Regions from separate parts of the Homo sapiens genome. Here region 1 is linked to region 2. The links are chromatin loops, found by intact Hi-C in ENCODE. Cell type or tissue: Caco-2. All regions are shown on one strand. Links, peaks and the distances in the headings refer to the core of each region. The heading gives the core; the rest is flanking DNA. Region 1 overlaps FAM184A (family with sequence similarity 184 member A). Region 2 overlaps FAM184A (family with sequence similarity 184 member A).

Region 1 (2,927 bases), core at 276-2,775, 67 kb before region 2:
CTTAGAACCATTGCCTAGTACCATTGTAGGCATACAAACAGAAAAATATACAGAGATTCTAAATCTTAAAATTACTATAAAGACACTTTTTCCAGTTAAATTTCAGGGACAAATTAATAACTAGGAAGTTTTTAACTTTAACTGACATTCCATGGCACTCATTCTCTCAGTGTCCAGGATTATTGGGCCACACCAACCACAAAAATCATTCACATTTTGTGCCTTAACTGAAGTTGCTTTCCTCGTAGTTCTTGACAACTGACTTTGCCCTTTTATGCCTTTCTAATTACTGCAATCTTTATCCAGTTCTTTCTACTGAAAACTTATTATGCCATGTCACAGTATTCTGTACTATACAGCTTGACACTTAATATATATTATCTAAAAATTGTCTGCCATTATATTTTATGCCAAAATAAAAATATGTTTTATTTTGAGCAGGTCTATTTTGAGAAAGATTAAGAACATTCATACTTTTCTTTGCCAGAATGCATATAAAAAAGTACTGAGCATTCACAAAATGTTTGTTGTTTTGATTTTTGTTGTTGTTGAAGTATGGTAGCACAGATCCCATTGCACAGATCCTGAATCATAGCTGTATAGTAGGACTTCTGCTTGCTGTTTGAGAATTCAAGTTAAATCTGGGGAAACAGATGTATTCCACATTACCATACACAAAGATACCTCCAACATTATTAGACTTTATCAATATTTTCCAAAAGATTTCCCAGCAATAATTATAGAATCATACAGCGAGGAAATATATCTTTAAAGACAATTTCCCAATGCAATTGGATTTTAAAGTTCTTTTAAAATTAGAGTTTTATAGTGCCCTTGGCTTAAGTAAAATCCAAATGAGCTCCTTTTGTGAACTGTCTTGTAAATGTTTCATTTGGACACACATCTGTTGCTGACATTCATTTGATTACATAATGTACGAAGAATGGCTTTTGTCTTTTGATTTTCCTTTCTAGTTAAAAAAAAAAAGACACTGGACCGAGGGGAAAAAAAGACGTGAATCATTTATGGGGCTGAACTATTCTGTGTAGGTAGCATTTGTTCCCATTCTATTCACGTTGAACTCCAGATCTTCAGTGCATCTCTCTAGTAGATCCTGTTCTAGTCATTAATAGGAAATAGATAAGTGACTCAATATTTTATATTAATATGGTGTCAACGAAAAGAGTCAAACTCTGTAAAATATTTGAAAAGATGTATTCTGAGCCAAATATGAGTGACCAATGTCCCCTGACATAGCTCCAGGAGATCCTGAGAACATATGCCCAAGGTGGTCGGGCTATAGCTTGGTTTTATACATTTTAGGGTGGCATAAAACATAAATCAGTACACGTAAGATGTACGTTTGTTCCATTGGGAAAGGTGCGACAACTTGAAAGGAGGGTGACAGGGTGGGGGTTTCTGGTCATAGGTGGATTCAAAAAAAATTTTTTTTGGCAGCTGGTTAAAAGCGTTGTTACCTAAAGACCTAGGAGTGTCTGGGTTAAGATAAGGTTGTGGAGACGAAGGTTTTATCATGCAGATGAAGCCTCCAGGTGGCAGGCTTCAGAGCTCTTATCAGACCTAAAAAGATACCAGACTCTTAGTTAATTCTCTCCCGGATCAGGGAGAACACCTGGAAAGGGAGGGGGATTCTCCACACAATGTAGATTTTCCCCACAAGAGACAGTTTTGCAGGGCCATTTCAAAATATGTCAAATAAATATATTTTGGAGTGAAATACTTCAGTTTCTTTCAGGGCTTGCTGTGCGTCCTGTAAACCTGGCTGGAATTTGGTGTCTTATTGCTACAAAAAGTCTGGTTCATCAGTCTTAAAATCATTGTTTTAATGTTAATTCTTGTCAGCTGTCCCTGAATTCCAGTGGGAGGAGGGTATAATGAGGTATGTGTGACCCCCTCTTCCTATCATAGCCTGAACTAGTTTATCAGGTTAACTTTGGAATGCTCTTGGCCAAGAGGAGGAGTCCATTCAGTTCTTTGGGGAACTTGGAATTTTATTTTTGGTTTACAGTGGGTTAAAAGGTTTTGTTAAAATCCTCTTTAAATGTCTAACCGGCCAGTTGCTTTTTCTTCCACTCTCACAGCCTTTTAAAAAAAATCCTTCCGTAGTTGTGAACAGTCTAATTCTGACCTTTGGCTCACAAACTCCACTCAGGAAAAGAAAGGACATGTGGTCCACAGAGACAGCTGTTATTACTCAGGCGAGCCCTCCTAAAGGGCTTGCCACACAGGAGTACGTTGGTTTGTCTTAGGGACTAAACCTTTTGTAAACAAAATTCATTTTCTAATATTTTTTCTTATCTCTTAATACTGAGTCGGACATTACAGAAGAAGAACACTAGTTTAGCATAGGGTTGGGGGAAAGGTAGTATAGGAAAAGCCCACTGATGAAATGTGCCCTGATAATGTATTAGATACTGTAAGCAGTGGTAGGTAGGATGGATTGAGAAGCCACAATGTAAGATTTCCACAAAGAGAAACTTGACATTAAAAACCTATAAAATAAAGACTATAAAAATATATGCATTCTAGAAAATATCCAGCCTAGGCTCTCTAAAAAATGTTAATATGATGAAATAAAAAAACAAAAAGCAAAGGTTTTTTTAAAAAAAAAAAAAACTATATATTAAAACAGACAAAGAATATGACGACTCAATACAATGTGGGATCCTTGACTGGATCTTCATTGACAAAGAAAAGCTATTGTAGATTTCACTATTGGCATAATTTGGTGAATTTAAATATAGGCTCTGTGTTAGATAATATTCTATTAAGTTAAATTTCCTGGGAATAATAATGCTACTGTCTTTGATCTTATGAAACAATGTACTAAGATATTTAGTGATGGGTTCTGATAGCTGCAACTTATTTTCAAATGATTCAGAAAAAAGAAAATTCATGCATATGTA
Region 2 (2,927 bases), core at 279-2,778:
TGGGAGGCCGAGGCAGGCGGATCACCTGAGGTCAGGAGTTTGAGACCAGCCTGACCAACATGGTAAAACCCCGTCTCTACTAAAAATACAAAAATTAGCCGAGTGTGGTGGCAGACACTTGTAATCCCAGCTACTTGGGAGACTGAGGCAGGAGAATCGCCTGGACCCGGGAGGTGGAGGTTGCAGGTAACTGAGATTGTGCCATTGCACTCCAGCCTGGGTGACAGAACAAAACTCCATCTCAAAAAAAAAAAAATATATATATATATATTATATATATATACACCCAAACAATTTTTTTTTCTTGTGATTAGAAAGATTAAAGAACCAACTTAAAAACAGCTGTGTATGCAGGAACAAAACCAAACTCCACATGTTCTCACTCATAAGTGGGAGTTGAACAAGGAGAACATGTGGGCCCAGGGAGGGGAACATCACACACCAGGGCCTGTCACGGGGTGGGGGGCAGGGGGAGGGATAGCATGAGGAGAAATACCTAATGTAGATGATGGGTTGATGGGTGCAGCAAACCCATGTATACCTGTGTAACAAACCTGCATGTTCTGCACATGTATCCCAGAGCTTAAAGTATAATTAAAAAACAAAACAAAACTGTATCACCAGTTGTTCACACCTGGACTAAATTTTAGAAGCAGTGCTGGTTATGAGAGCTGCCTGCGGCAACTGAAGAAAAGAAAAATATTGACTAGTCTTGGCTTGAAATGGATATCGGAATAGTATCAAGTTTTCTTTCTGTAAAAATTTTGAAAGACTAGTAATTAATGAAATATATTTGCAAGTTAAATCTATATCATATTACTTACTTGTTCTCTCCTTTAATGCTTTCCTGTTTGTGTTTATATGGATTATGTTTTTTCTATTTAATCAATTATATTTTCCTATTTAATATCCAGGTGTTTTTCTTATTAAACATTTTTGATGATGTAAAAATATTGTATTAGTCCGTTCTCACGCTGCTAATAAAGTCATGCCCGAGACTGGGTAATTTATAAAGGAAAGAGGTTTAATTGACTCACAGTTCAGCATGGCTGGAGAGGCCTCAGGAAACTTACAATCATGGCGGAAGGGGAAGTAAACACATCCTTATTCACATGGTGACAGGAAGAAGAAGGGCCAAGCAAGGGGGGAAATGATTTTCCCTTATAAAACCATCAGATCTTTTGAGAAGTTACTGTCATGAGAATAGCATGGGGATAACTGCCCCCATGATTCAATTACTTCCCACCAGGTTTCTCCCATGACACATGGGGATTGTGGGGACTACAATTCAAGATGAGATTTGGGTGAGACACAGCCAAACTATATCAGATATTTTATAGAGAAGATTAACTGATAATAATTCTGTAGGCAAAGGATGTTTAAGCTAAATAAAAACACTGCAATTTGGATTCAGGGATAGACCTTTATTATGCAAAAAAAAGTGGTTCAGAGATTGTAACTGATTGCTTTAGATTCACTTTACCTTAACTTCTCAATTAACAAAAAAATAGAAATAATAGTTTTAAATAAGGCTTTAAATTTAGTTGTTTAGCTACCATTTATACCAAGTATTCTTGCTCAGCTGCGGGAAGCAGTTCATAAATCTTGTACTTTGCTTTTAATGATAAAAGAAAGTGCTCCAGTGACCTCTTGTGGTTTCTCCAACATAAAACCCAAATTGCCATTTCTTTTACTAGTTTAGTATTTCTCGACTCTTAATGTTTGCCCATAAAATACTTTAAGAGTTAACTCTGCCATATTGGGATAAAATGCAAGGTCACTTTATTTGAGTTAACAAATCACATTATTTTTCACTTGGTCTCTATTGTCACAAAAGAACAAAAGTTAAAGATAGTGGAACTTAACACATTGTACAGCAAGGTTGTTCAACCCACGGCCTGCAGGCCATATGCAGCCCAGGACAGCTTTGAATGTGGCCCAACACAAATTCGTAAACTTTCTTAAAGCATGATAAGATTTTTTTATTGAGTTTTTTTTTTAAGCTCATCAGCTATCATTAGTGTTAGTGTATTTTGTGTGCCCGAAGACAATTCTTTAAATGTGGCCCAGGGAAACCAAAAGATTGGACACCCCTGTTGTACAACTTACCTCGCACTGATCTGATGAAGTCCTAGCTGATCCTGAGACAATCACTTCCTCACTTCCTCATCACCTTCATACCTCCCAACACTCTAATTGAGAACTTTAGCCAGGGGACTGGATAGAGGGCCTAATATGTTATCTCCAAATCTTTAGCTTAGGCTGAGTTTTTGGAGGGATTTTATGGTACTCAAATACACTGAGATTCAGGTACCTCTCTAGGGTTTTGGGTGGGAATAGGAATGTATAACTGATTTCTGGAAGATAGATCATCTACAAGTTACTCAGTATTCATGAGTGAATAATTTTTTCTAAGAATCTTTATTAACCATAATTTTATTGAATAATGTTATTGAAATTTTAAGTTCTATCCTTTATATCCTGAAAACAAGATTTTTAAAATTGTTCTAAGTATTTGCATTTTCTAAAATTGAAAGTGCTTTTTCTGAAACTAAGCCAGCAGTTTCCATTTGTATTCTCTTCAGTCTGCCCCATCCTATATTCTTAGACTCAGCAGGATGTGTCACCTGCTTATAAAAAGTGGCCTATATTTTAACGTTCAAGGCATTCAGGCCTATTACCACCTCATATCATTCAGGACAGAATAGGCTTAGAAGGGAACATAATTCTTCTCTTACCTGATGAAACTTTTTTTCAGTTTGTATGTATTGGCTGATAATATAGAATTTTTAAACTTTCTTTTCTATAAACCAGGAAAAAATGACGTCATACATGTGTGTCCTTTGTTTTGCTTTCATCTGTATTTGTTTCTTGTCCTTTTTATATGTTACCAAGCCTTGTGTTATCACACAGTATTGTATTGTGAT

The links. A loop is a pair of places that touch in the nucleus more often than their neighbours do. Peaks named below come from ENCODE experiments on the same cell type or tissue, not always from the same donor. Only the 100,000 strongest peaks of a DNase experiment are listed, where the experiment ranks them.
Region 1: it touches region 2 in a loop (6-fold over the local background); 3 of 110 quality-filtered maps call a loop at or near these places.

Annotation. Positions count from the first base shown.
Region 1 is chr6:119,034,277-119,037,203 of GRCh38, reverse strand. The region is part of intron 1 of FAM184A (family with sequence similarity 184 member A); the gene reads left to right. Among named protein-coding and RNA genes, the nearest start is that of MIR548B, 33 kb to the left of the region's middle. In Caco-2, for the core only: no CTCF peak of the experiment used is centred there; a DNase peak (open chromatin) is centred at 1,563; H3K4me3 peaks cover 205 bases.
Region 2 is chr6:118,967,338-118,970,264 of GRCh38, reverse strand. The region is part of intron 14 of FAM184A (family with sequence similarity 184 member A); the gene reads left to right. The region is part of intron 1 of LOC124901389 (a long non-coding RNA gene); the gene reads right to left. Among named protein-coding and RNA genes, the nearest start is that of MCM9, 34 kb to the right of the region's middle. In Caco-2, for the core only: a CTCF peak has its summit at 1,648 (motif pointing left); no DNase peak of the experiment used is centred there.